Regions from separate parts of the Homo sapiens genome. Here region 1 is linked to region 2. The links are chromatin contacts, found by POLR2A ChIA-PET in ENCODE. All regions are on one chromosome and are shown on one strand. Each heading gives the region's core, a stretch centred on a gene start or an enhancer-like site at or near the end of the contact. The rest is flanking DNA. Distances are from core to core; before and after follow the strand shown.

Region 1 (6,873 bases), core at 1,263-3,762, 60 kb before region 2:
GGTAACGCTCTGCAGGCAAATGTGCAGATATTCATTCCCTCCCTTTCTCTCTCAAGAGCCTCAGAATAAGAGGACCAGAGGCAAATCAGAAGAAGCCATCTACTTCCCCTCCCTGGCTGCCACTGCGCTCAGGATAGAATATAGCTCCCAGCCTGGCCCAGCCCCTGCCACCCTCCTGCCTCCTCTTCCACCCCTCCCCTCACTCTGCCCTATCCATTCCCAATTCCTTATGTTCCTCCCAAATTCAGGGGCTTCCCATATCCTGCTCCCTCTGTCTGGAATGCCCTTCCCTTATCCTGCTGGTCCCCTCTTGAAATGTCACTCCCTCAGCGCTGCTGCTCCCAGACCCTTCTCCTTCCCAGCCAGCTTACGCTAGCTGCTTCTGCCTTCAGCACTCACACTCATCCTCTCTCTCTGGCACGAAGTTTGTGACAGTAAATTTACCTGTGTGGTTAGTGTAATGCCGGTCTCTTTCACTAGACTGTAGACACCATGAGGGCAGGCATCATGGCTGGCTTGCTTATAGCCATACTTTTAGCTCCTAAAACCGTGTCTCAGACACAGTAGATGCTCAATCAATATTGGCTGAATACATGAATAAGGTTGTGTTTCCAGGTGACCCAAGCCTGGAGGGGAAGGGCAGGGACAACTTTCCCTTGCCGCTCCTTTTTCTTTTCTTTTTTTGAGACGGAGTTTCGCTTTTGTTGCCCAGGCTGGAATGCAATGGCATGATCTCGGCTCACTGCAACCTCCACCTCCTGGGTTCAAGCTATTCTCCTGCCTCCAAGCTATTCTCCTGCCTCAGCCTCCCGAGGAGCTGGGATTACACAGGCATGCGCCACCACACCTGGCCAAGTTTTTGTATTTTTAGTAGAGATGGGGTTTCACCATGTTGGTCAGGCTGGTCTGGAACTCCCGACCTTAAGTGATCCTCCCAAAGTGCTGGGATTACAGGCGTGAGCCACTGTGCCCAGCTTCCTTTTTCTTTTTCTTTCTTTTTTTTTTTTTTTTTTCGAGGTGGAGTCTCATCTGTTGCTCAGGCTGGAGTGCAGTGGTGAGATCTCGGCTCACTGCAACCTCCGCCTCCTGGGTTCAAGTGATTCTCCTGCCTCAGCCTCCCAAGTAGCTGGGACTACAGGCATGCACCACCATGCCCAGCTAACCATGCCCTGGCTGGTTTGAGACCAGCCAGGATGGTCTCAAACTCATGACCTCAAGTTATTGCCCGCCTCAGCCTCTCAAAGTGCTGGGATTAGAGGCATGAGCCACTGCACCCGGCCTCACTACTTGTTCTTCCATTCAAGCAGCCAATATTGATTGCTCTTTGCTGGGTGCCAGACTCCATGCCTGGGGTTGGGGACAGGGCAGCAAACAAGATACCTGGTCCCACCTTCACACAGCTGCAAGGTTGAGGGAAGGGTCAGACAGGAGCATTTGCAGACTGGGGAAGCCTGAGTCTCAAGCCTGCCTGCAGTTCCAACAGGATGGATTCCTGGTGCTGGAAGGATTCTTGTCTGCGGAAGAGTGTGTGGCCATGCAACAAAGGATTGGCGAGATAGTGGCTGAAATGGATGTTCCTCTCCACTGCCGCACAGAATTCTCCACCCAGGAAGAGGAGCAGCTTCGAGCCCAGGTAGGTGTCTGGGGCACATGAGGATGGGATGTGGCTTTTGAGGGAGGGCTTGGTCCCCGGCCAGAGCAGCATCGTGGAAGGGAGGATCCCAAGGCTCCAGGGTGTCAGGCCAAGCCCCTTACACACCTTTCCCTCGCTCCTCACTGGGAAGTTATCAAGTAGGCTTTATTGTCCTTTTTTTTTTTCTTTTTTCTTTTAAAACAGAATCTCACTCTGTTGCTCAGTCTGGAATTCAGTGGCGCGATCTCAGCTCACTGCAACCTCCGCCTCCCGGGTTCAAGTGATTCTCCTGCCTCAGCCTCCTGAGTAGCTGCACTTACAGGCATGCGCCACCAGGCCCGGCTAATTTTTGTATTTTTAGTAGAGACAGGGTTTCATCATGTTGGTCAGGCTGGTCTTGAACTCCTGATCTCCAGGTGATCCACCAGCCTCAGTCTCCCAAAGTGCTGAAATTACAGGCTATTATTATCCCCCCATTAGACAGTTGGGGAAAATTAGGTTCAGATCACTTGCCCCAAGCCACACAGTTAGTAGTGGACAGAGTCAGGATTTCAACCCAGATCTGTCTGATACCAAGTCCCTGCTGTTCCCAGCTTGGCTTTACTTTCTGTTTTCCGGCTGTTCTCTGGTCACCGAAGGCCACTTTGTGGCCAGCCACCTGGAATGAGCACAGTGGTCTGGATGACCCCCACCTGTGTAACTATCCCCCATGAGACTAGGAACTCAGATTTTCTCCCCCCAGTGACCGAATAGGTCACATGATAGGACCCAGTACAGTTTGCAATGGGTAAATTGAAGACTCTGGGGTCTCCCACACCGTTCTCTTGACCCTTCCTAGTCAGAGTTTATTATGAGCCTGCTTGCGCCTGGGCCAGGTGAGATCCTGGCACTCACGCCGAGGAGCACCTGCCATCTGGTGGGCATTAGCAGAAATACAACAGCCGGAAGCCATCCCAGGGAATGGGAAGAATGGGGTCTTGAGAAGGAAAAAGAACCAGTTAAGGAATGACAGTTTCTTCCAAAAAGCTGGTCTCATTTGCTGCACAGCTGCCTTCCATTCGGGGGGATACTGGGGGAAGCAGAGACAGCTCCTGCAGCCAGAGACAGGCAGGCCACTCAAGGGTTCCTAGGAGTAAGAAGGGCCGAATCCTGTGCCCTCCAAGCTGCCTTCAGAGACTAATGGGTTGTGGGGTGGGAAGAAAGTGAGAATAAAGCTGATATATTGGCCGGGCGCAGTGACTCACGCCTGTAATCCCAGCACTTTGGGAGGCCGAGGTGGGTGGATCATCTGAGGTCAGGAGTTTGAGACTAGCCTGGCCAACATGGTGAAACCCTGTTTCTACTAAAAATACAAAAATTAGCTGGGCCAGGTGATGCATACCTGTAATCCCAGCTACTTGGGAGGCTGAGACAGGAGAATCGCTTGAACCCAGGAAGTGGAGGTTGCAGTGGGCCAAGATCATGCCACTGCACTCCAGCCTGGGCAACAGAGCAAGAATCCTGTCTCAAAAAAAAACAAAAACAAAAACAAAAAACTGATATATCTTGGTTTATAATGCATGCAAAGAAAAGAGCTTGGCATGGTGCCCAGCACTCAGTAACATCCTCAATATTCACTCTTGATACTGTGAGAAAAAAAAAGATCAGTGGGCGTCCTGTTTCATTTTCTTGGGTTACCTCCAGCTTTCCTTGTTTGAGTTATTTTACAACACTGTAAGTTGGATAAAACTGATAATAATGCACATGATACTTGTCCAAGTAGGGGGTCAGTACCACTCTGTTCCAATCACGTTACCATGAACTGGGTCCTGGGGAATGCAATTATTGCCCTGTGGATAGAACAGTTGGGCAGCTGGGTGTGGTGGCTCATGCCTGTAATCCCAGCAGTTTGGGAGGCCAAGCAGGGAGGATCGCTTGAGCCCAGGAATTCGCAAACAGCCTGGTCAACAAAGTGAGACCTGTCTCTACAAAAAAATTTTTTTAAATTAGCTGGGCATGGTGGTATATGCCTGTGGTCCCAGCTACATGGGAGGCTGAGGCAGAAGGATCACTTGGGGCCAGGAGGTTGAGGCTGCAGTGAGCTATAATCATGCCACTGCACTCCAGTCTGGGTGGGTGATAAAGAAAGACCCTGTCTCAAAAAAACAAAACAAAACAAAAAACAGTTTGCATCTATCTCTAAATTCATTTCAAGGGCCAGGAGTGGTGGCTTATACCTGTAATCCCAGCACTTTGGGAGGCTGAAACAGGCAGATCGCTGGAGGTCAAGGGTTCAAGACTAGCCTAGGGAACATGGTGAAACCCGGTCTCTACCAAAAATACAAAAATTAGCTGGGCATGGTGGCAGGCGCCGGCGGTCCCAGCTACTTGGGTGGCTGAGGCAGGAGAATCGCCTGAACCCTGAAGGGAGAGTTTGCAGTGAGCTGAGATTGTGCCACTGCACTCCAGCCTGGGTGACAGAGCGAGATTCTATCTCAAAAAAAAAAAAATTCATTTCAGTTTCCTTAGTATCTACATACGTGTGTGTGTAATTCTTGGAATTCTCCTTTGAACCAGTTGTAACATCTTACTGGTTCCCTCATGAAATAACGAATTCAGTAAAATATTTGACATATGCTTAGCATCATTACCTTTAATATTTTTACCATCCAGGCATGGTGGCTCAAGCCTATAATCCTAGCACTTTGCAAGGCCAAGGCAGTGGACAAATCACTTGAGCTCAGGAGTTTGAGACCAGCCTGGGCAACATGGTGAAACCCTGTCTCTACAAAAAATACAAAAAAAAAAAAAATTAGTCGTGGCCGGGCATGGTGGCTCATACCCGTAATCCCAGCACTTTGGGAGGCCAAGGCAGGCAGATCATTTGAGCCCAGGAGTTCAACACCAGCCTGAGCAACATGGCAAAACCCCATCTCTACCAAAAATCCAAGAAAATTAGTTGAGAGTGGTGATGCACGTGTGTAATCCTGGCTACTTGGGAGGCTGAGACAGGAGGATAGCTTGAACCCAGGAGATGGAGGTTGCAGTGAGCCAAGATTGCGCCACTGGACTCCAGCCTGGGGGACAGAGTGAAACCCTGTCTCAAAAAAAAAAAAAAAATTAGGCATGGTGGTGTGAACTTGTAGTTCTAGCTACTTAGGAGGCTGAGGTGGAAGGATCACCTGAGCTCAGGAAGTCAAGGCTACAGTGAGCCGTGATCCCATTGCACCATTCACTCCAGCCTGGCCAACAAAATGAGACACTGTCTTTTTAAAAAAAAAAAAACAAACCCTGGCATGGTGGCTCATGCCTGTAATCCCAGCACTTTGGGAGGCTGAGGTGGGCAGATCACCTGAGGTCAGGAGTTCAAGACCAGCCTGACCAACATGGAGGTTGAGGTGAGCCAAGATCGCGCTAATGCACTCCAGCCTGGGCAAGAGTGAACCTCCGTCTCAAAAAAAAAAAGAAAAAAACAAACAAAAAAAGCACCTCGGCCGGGTGCAGTGGCTTACGCCTGTAACCCCAGCACTTTGGGAGGCCGAGGCGGGGGGATCACAAGGTCAGGAGATCGAGACCATCCTGGCTAACACAGTGAAACCCCATCTCTACTAAAAATACAAAAAATTAGCTGGGTGTGGTGGCGGGCACCTGTAGTCCCAGCTACTCGGGAGGCTGAGGCAGAAGAATGGCGTGAACCCGGGAGGCGGAGCTTGCAGTGAGCCGAGATTGGGTCACTGCACTCCAGCCTGGGCGACAGAGCGAGACTCTGTCTCAAAAAAAAAAAAAAAAAGGCACCTCAATTTCTTCTTCTATAAAATGGAGATTATAGTAGACCCTACCTCTCTGGGTTTTGGGAGGCTGAGTAAGATAACACATGTACAGGCATGTCTCAGAGATAATTCAGGTTTGGTTCCAGACCACTGCAATAGAGCCAGGATTTTTTTGTTTTGTTTGAGATATATTTTCGCTCCTGTCATGCAGGCTGGAGTGCAGTGGCGTGATCTCAGCTCACTGCAATCTCCACCTCCTGGATTCAAGTGATTCTCCTTCCTCAGCCTCCAGAGTAGCTGGGATTACAGGCGTGTGCCACCACGTCCTGCTAATTTTTGGATTTTTATTAGAGACGTGGTTTCACCATGTTGGCCAGGCTGTCTCGAACTCCTGACCTTAGGTGATCCACCCGCCTTGGCCTCCCAAAGTGCTAGGATTACAAGCATGAGCCACAGCACCCATCCTAGAGCCAGGATTTAAACCCAAGGATTTCAGCTCCAGAATCTGTGTCCTAACTGCTATAAGATTCAGCCTCTGGCTGAAGCCTCCAAGAATTGAGGAGGTCAGTTTTTTGTTTTTCTTTTTCTTTTTTTTTTGAGACGGAGTCTCGCTCTGTCACCCAAGCTGGAGTGCAGTGGCGCGATCTCGGCTCACTGCAAGCTCCGCCTCCTGGGCTCACGCCATTCTCCTGCCTCAGCCTCTGGAGTAGCTGAGACTACAGGCGCCCGCCACCACACCCGGCTAATTTTTTGTATTTTGTTTAGTAGAGACAGGGTTTCACCGTGTTAGCCAAGATGGTCTCGATCTCCTGACCTCGTGATCCGTCCGCCTCAGCCTCCCAAAGTGCTGGGATTACAGGCGTGAGCCACCTCGCCCGGCCTTTCTTTCTTTCTTTCTTTCTTTTTGAGATGGAGTTTTGCTCTTGTTGCCCAGACTGGAGTGCAATGGTGCGATCTTGGCTCATTGCAACCTCCACCTCCTGGGTTCAAGCAATTCTCCCATCTCAGCCTCCCAAGTAGCTGGGATTACAGGTGCATGCTACCACGCCCGGCTAATTTTTGCATTTTTAGTAGAGATGGGGTCTCATCATATTGGTCAGGCTGGTCTCAAACTCCTGACCTCGGGTGATCTGCCCACCTCAGCCTCCCAGAGTGCTGAGATTAAAGGCATGAGCCACCGCACCCGGCCTGGGGAAGTCAGTTCTATTATTATTATTATTATTGTTATTATTATTATTATTTTTTTTTTTTGAGATGGAGTCTCGCACTGTCACCCGGGTTGGAGTGCAATGGCACAATCTCAGCTCACTGCAACCTCTGCCTCCTGGGTTCAAGCGATTCTCCTGCCTCAGCCTCCTGAGTAGTTGGGATTACAACAGGTGCCCACCACCACACTCGGCTAATTTTTTGTACTTTTGTTTTTATTTTTATTTTTTCTTGAGATGGAATTTCGCTCTTGTTGCCCAGGGTGGAGTGCAATGGCACGATCTT
Region 2 (6,547 bases), core at 2,984-5,483:
TGGAGTTTCGCTCTGTTACCGAGGCCAGAGTGCAGTGGCACGATCTAAGCTCACTGCAGCCTCTGCCTCCCGGGTTCAAGCAATTCTCCCACCTCAGCCTCCCCGGTAGCCAGGATTACAGATGTGCGGCACCACGCCCGGCTAATTTTTTGTATTTTTAATAGAGACGAGGTCTTACCATGTTGGTCTGACTCGTCTGGAACTCCTGGTCTCAAGTGATCTGCCCGCCTTAGCCTCTCAAAGTGCTGGGATTATAGGCGTGAGCCACCGCGCCTGGCCTGATTTTTTTTTTTTTTTTTTTGAGATGGAGTTGCGCTCTTGTTGCCCCGGCTGGAGTGCAATGGCGTGATCTTGGCTCACCACAACCTCCGCCTCCCAGGTTCAAGTGATTCTCCTGCCTCAGCCTCCCAAGTAGCTGGGATTACAGGCATTCACCACCACGCCCCGGTAATTTTGCATTTTTGGTAGAGATAGTGTTTCACCGTGTTGGCCAGGCTGGTCTCGAACTCCTGACCTCAACTGATCCGCCTGCCTTGGCCTCCCAAAGTGCTGGGATTACAGGCATGAGCCATGGTGCCCGGCCGAGAGCAAGAGAGATTTCTTATCCAACATCAATCACGTTAGTATGTGAGCATTTACTTTCCAGCCCAGAAAATCCAGAGGTTTCTAGATTCAGGGACTTGGTGTCCCGTTATTAAGCCACAATCACTCTGTACTTTTTCTCATTTCATGGGTTCTCGAGCTCAGCCAGTAGACCACTTACCAGTACACAGGCTCCATCTTACTACCTGAGCATTCTCGCCTTGCTGTCTCTTGACAAAAATGTTTCCCTGATGTTCCTTTGATTTTTTTACTTTCAATCTAGGTTTTACATCAATAAAACATGTTCTTAATGTTTACCCTGGGTACAGAACTGTCTTGATTGGATTATTTCCACTGGAGAGCTTTTCTATTTTATATTCAAGTCATCTAGACTATAACAAGAATGCTCTATGATTAGTTTCTTGAAACCTTGAAATTTCCCTATCATTTTTTTTCCCTCTACTTCTTTTTCCAGTGCGGAAGGGATGAATGCTGGAGGGTACGGAAACCTCTTGATGAACAGTGAACAGCCTCAGGGCGAGTATGGGGTTACTATTGCCTTTCTGCGCTTGATCACCACCCTTGTCAAGGTACAGTCTGATTTTGTTCACAAAGGGCAGAAAAAGAAAAGGTCCAGTCTTGTCAGATGACTCTGAAATAGTTTCCCTGGCCCCTGGTGCTGTAATCTTCTTGTCTGTAGGCAGAATAGTCATCTTGAAGTTACAGTGACAACAGTTTCTATGTATTGAGTACCTAGTATGTGCCAGTTATGTACTCTATTAGGTGCTTAATTATGTGAATTTATTTAATGATTGGAAGGTTTATGAAGTAGAATGGAAGAGGCCAAAAGGGTATTGCAGTTACTATCAAGCTATTTTGACAGTAACCTGGGATAATATCATATCCCAGTATATATACATGTGTGTATATTCCTGAAGCAAAATTTCACAGTTTATTTCACAACATTTATTCTTACCACACAAGTTGTACCCTGATATTTTCTATTCAGTCTCCTCCCTATTTAAGTGAATTTTGACCATAGACTGATCTCATAATCTACTAATGGGTTACAACTCGGTTTGAAAAATACTGACATAGAGCATAAATAATGACATAGAGCATAAATTTTGGAGTCAGAATTAGGTTTACATTCAGGTTGACAGCTTACTAGCTGCATGACCTTGAGCAAGTAAAGAATATCTTAAGAGTCTCTAAAACAGAATGCTATATGGTCTCTACCTCATGGGATTGAGAAGAGGGTCATGCATGAAAAAAACTATACTTCCTGCCTGCAGGAATCAATGAATGCTTAAAAAGAAATGATTGTAGGCTGGGTGCAGTGATTCATGCCTGTAATCCCAGCACTTTGGGAGGCCGAGGCGGATGGATCACCTGAGGCTGATCAGGAGTTTGAGACCAGCCTGGCCAACATGGTGAAACCTCATCTCTACTAAAAATACAAAAATTAGCTGGGCGTGGTGGTGGACGCCTGTAATCCCAGCTACTCAGTGGGCTGAGGCAGGAGAATTGCTTGAACCTGGGAGGCGGAGGTTGCAGCGAGTCGAGATCACGCCATTGCACTCCAGCCTAGGTGCCAAGAGTGAAACTCCATCTTGGGGGCGAAAAAAAAGATTGCATATAGAGATAGGAATATATAGATATTTATATATAACTAAAGAGTCCCCATTTTTAGTAGAAGGATGCTACAGTTAACAGATATCATTGGGTATCAGATTTTTGCATATCAGATCTCCTTTCTAGTATTTCAGTGATGGGATTGAGGTTAGGGACGGCTGGCAATCATGATAGTGAAGTGGCATTGTTCATCATCAGCAATCCTCTATCCTTTATGTTTAAGGTGCCTCCCTTCTGTCCAGATTTAGCCTGCATCCCTTTTCTTCGTGTTGGTGCCTTTTGTGACATTCTCTTTCATCACTTTTTCTATTCTAGAAAAGACCCACAACTTGGGCTCAACTATAAAGTAGGACTTTTGATGTTTCTTTTTTTTCATTGATGACCAAGGTTTGCCTAGATTTCCTTTGGACCTATCTATGGTTTTGGAATTAAATCTCTAGGTAACTAAATGACTTTTCCTTAAATGTGCGGAAGTCCTCACTGCATGGTTTCTTGTAGGGGCAACTTGGTAGTACCCAGAGCCAAGGACTTGTACCCTGTGTAATGTTTGTGCTGAAGGAGATGCTTCCCAGCTACCATAAGTGGCGCTACAACTCTCATGGAGTGAGGGAACAGATTGGTAAGGACAGCATGGGCAGGGAAGACCTGGGGATTTCTGGCCCCACTGGAGAGCTTTTTTCTTTCCCTTTCTTGAGATAAGGGGTCATTTCACAAGGCCACATCATTCCTCTGTCTTTTCTGGAGTCCAGGTTGCCTGATCTTGGAGCTGATTCATGCGATACTGAACCTGTGCCACGAGACAGACCTGCACAGCAGGTAATGAAGGGTTGATTACTAGAGCTTGGTGCTCGCCAAGGCAAGACACGGGCTTTTGCTGTGCAAAGCCGTCTCAGTTCTTCCAGAGAATTTACCTTGCTTGAGCCCAGAACTCAGTAATCTTGAGGTTGTTAGTTGCTTTCCATTGGCCTGTTTATCATTTCTCACTGTGGACAGAGAAGTAGGAATGAGAGAGAGAGAGAGAGAGAGAGAGTGTGTGTGTGTGTGTGTGTGTGTGTGTGTGTGTGTGTGTGTGTATGTGTATACATACACTAATATATTAATCATTCTTTATGATCGTTACAAAAGTTCATTCCTGACGAGACACTCTTCATATATATCTGCATCCCAGGGCCAGTTACTATGTATTCTTGGTTTTTTCCTCTTTCTGTATTGACTGTAACTTTCTTTCCATGCTACTGCTTATAGATGTCTTATTTTAATGGTTCTATGCATTCCATCATATGGATTAATTATGATCCTTTTCAGTAGCTGTATCTGTTACTTGATGGACATTTAGATTGCTTCTCAGGGTGATCTTTAGGTGATCAAGTCTGTTTCAGGAAAGTGATCAGAGTGCCTTCAGCTTGCAGAGAGCTGGTCTCCAGTGTCCAGTAGGTTAGGTTAGCCACCCTAGCCTAATTGGACAATGCCCTTCCTTCCAAGATACACTGAGTGGCTCCCTGGTAACTCAGAATACCTCTGTCTTCCAGTCATACTCCCAGCCTGCAGTTTCTCTGCATCTGCAGCCTGGCATACACAGAAGCAGGACAGACAGTTATCAATATCATGGGCATTGGCGTGGACACCATTGACATGGTGATGGCTGCTCAGCCTCGAAGGTAGGGCTCCTTCTCCACGTTCCCTTTGTCTGTCTTTATTGTGCCTGCATGTTACTAATAACTCCAGTTTAAGTTAACTTGCAGTAGCTTTTAGAAGACGACATTGTTCTTCCTAGGACATAGCCTTTACATACCCTAGTGGCTGCTGTATAGATTGGCGTATAGCAAAGGGAGTTGATTACTCCTCCTCTCTCCTAGTTTGGACTGGGGCCTCTAACAGAAGCTGTTGAACTCTGGGATTATTGTTGGAATCTAATTCATGAGAGCACATATATTGCGAATGAAGTCATACTGTCTGAATCATCTTTGGTTTCCATTTGGCACCCTAGTGATGGGGCAGAGGGCCAGGGGCAGGGCCAGCTGCTGATCAAGACAGTGAAACTGGCATTCTCCGTCACCAACAATGTTATTCGGCTGAAACCTCCTTCTAATGTGGTGTCCCCCCTGGAACAGGCTCTCTCACAACATGGTATGTATTTCTCTTCCAGTCACAACATGGTATGTATTTCTCTTCCAGTCATTTTTGCTCATAAATACGTATCTTAGGCAGTGTTTTTGGATGTCAACAGTATTTTCTGCTTCTTGAGGAAGTTTGGGAATGATTACCAGCTCCTTTCCTGAAATTGGAAACAAAAGGACTAGATGGTACTTTATTTCTGCCTCCTATTGATGATAGAATAATAGTTAAGAATGCAGATTTGAAGTCAGACTGCCTTGGTTCAAATTTTGTATCCAATCAACTGTGTGACCTTGGGTACGTTATTAAACAACTCTGCCTCTGATTTCTCATCTGTAAAATGGGGATAATGGTACAGGTTGAGTATCCCTTATCTGAAATGCTTGGGACCAGAAGTGTTTTGGGTTTCAGATTTTTTTTTCATATTTTGGAATAGTTGCAGTATACTTACCAGTTTAGCATAAATCCAAAATGTTCCAGTGAGCATTTCCTTTGAGCTATAGTTAGAGATTTTGACACATTCCAGATTTTTTTTAATTTTTTAATTTTTTTTTTTTTTTTTTTTTTTTTTTGAGACAGTCTAGCTCTGTTGCCCAGGCTGGAGTGCAGTGGCGCAATCTCGGCTTACTGCAGCATCTGCCTCCTGGGTTTAAGCAATCCTCCTGCCTCAGCTTCCCGAGTAGCTGGGATTACAGGCATCTGTCCCACGCCCGGCTAATTTTTGTTTTGTTTTGTTTTATTTTGTTGTTTTGTTCTGTTTGGTAGAGACGAGCTTTCGCTATGTTGGCCAGGCTGGTCTCGAACTCCTGACCTCAGGTGACTTGCCCTCTTTGGCCTCCCAAAGTGCTGGGATTACAGGCATGAGCCACCGTGCTCTAATTTGAGGTTTTCAGATTATGGATGCCTGTAGTATCTTCCTAATAAGATTATAATAAAGGGCTGGGCATGGTGGCTCACGTCTGTAATCCCAGCACTTTGGGACGGTGAGGCTGGGGAGGATACTTTGAGTCCAGGAGTTCGAGACCAGCTTGGGCAAAATAAGGAGACCTCCATCTATACCAAAACAAACAAAAAAAAGTAGCTGGGCCTGGTGGCATATGCCTGTGGTCCCAGCTACTCAGGAGGCTGAGGTTGGGGGATTGTTTGAAGCTTGGCAGGTCAAAGCTGCAGTGAGCCATGATTTTGCCACTGCACTCCAGCTTGGACAACATAGTGAAACCCTCTCTCAAAAAGAAAAAAAGATAGGCTGGGTGCAGTGGCTCACGCTTTTAATCCCAGCACTTTGGGAGGCCGAGGTGGGCGGATCACGAGGTCAGGAGTTTGAGACCAGCCTGGCCAACACAGTGAAACCCCATCTCTACTAAAAATACAAAAGTTAGCTGGGTATGGTGGTGGGTGCCTGTAATCCTAGCACTTTGGGAGGCCGAGGTGGGTGGATCACTTGAGGTCGGGTTCAAGACCAGCCTGGCCAACATGGTGAAACCCTGTCTCTATTAAAAATTTTAAAAATTAGCTGGACGTGGTGGTGCACGCCAGTAATCCCAGCTACTCAGGAGGCTGAGGCAGGAGAATTGCTTGAACCTGGGAGGTGGAGGTGCAGTGAGTCGAGATCGTGCCACTGCACTTCAGCCTGGGTGACTGAGTGAGACTCTGTCTCAAAAAAAATTAATAAATAAATAAAAATTAATAAAATAAGCACCTATTTTATTCAAAATGTATCTTTGCTGTCGATGAGTTGGGTTGAACTGTTTATCCCCAAATTCTGACTATTCTTTTGCTCCTCAATCAAGAGAAGGATACAGCCACCTAGGTTTGCTGTGGCCCTCCAAGTACTTGAGGGTAAATTCCTTCACATACACACTGTGGGTCTTTTTTGAACAGTCAGTGCTCTAAGGACTTGAATTAGGCACACTTGATATCTAAACTGTTTCCTGTGCTGCTTTAGGTGCTCATGGAAACAACCTCATTGCTGTTCTAGCCAAATACATCTACCACAAACATGACCCTGCTTTGCCACGTCTTGCCATTCAGCTGCTGAAACGTCTGGCCACGGTAGGATCGTACTTCATGCACACACACTGTTTATATGAGGGTGTTTTTTTCCCCCTGATTACAAAAGACATGCTCAGGCCACGTGCAGCGGCTTAACGCCTGTATATAATTCCAGCACTTTGGGAGGCCAAGGTGGGAGGATCATTTGAGCCCAGGAGTTCAA

Evidence for each region. ChIA-PET counts read pairs that join two places held with the same protein, here RNA polymerase II (POLR2A).
Region 1: POLR2A ChIA-PET joins it to region 2 with 14 read pairs in PC-3. The contact joins two enhancer-like sites. POLR2A ChIA-PET finds 5 or more read pairs at or near these places in 5 of 52 experiments (H1, HEK293T, OCI-LY7 and 2 more).

The regions. Positions count from the first base shown.
Region 1 is chr9:128,925,564-128,932,436 of GRCh38, forward strand. It overlaps PHYHD1 (phytanoyl-CoA dioxygenase domain containing 1), which reads left to right. Exons shown (of 13, transcript NM_001100876.2): 4 at 1,475-1,633. Among named protein-coding and RNA genes, the nearest start is that of PHYHD1, 8.0 kb to the left of the region's middle. RefSeq lists a silencer at 5,747-6,041. Within about 2 kb of position 2,513, at least 5 of the 41 ENCODE cell types and tissues checked have a DNase peak (open chromatin) inside an H3K27ac peak, as active enhancers do.
Region 2 is chr9:128,983,843-128,990,389 of GRCh38, forward strand. It overlaps NUP188 (nucleoporin 188), which reads left to right. Exons shown (of 44, transcript NM_015354.3): 20 at 1,058-1,172; 21 at 2,716-2,836; 22 at 2,967-3,033; 23 at 3,747-3,875; 24 at 4,205-4,344; 25 at 6,278-6,384. Among named protein-coding and RNA genes, the nearest start is that of NUP188, 39 kb to the left of the region's middle. Within about 2 kb of position 4,234, at least 6 of the 41 ENCODE cell types and tissues checked have a DNase peak (open chromatin) inside an H3K27ac peak, as active enhancers do.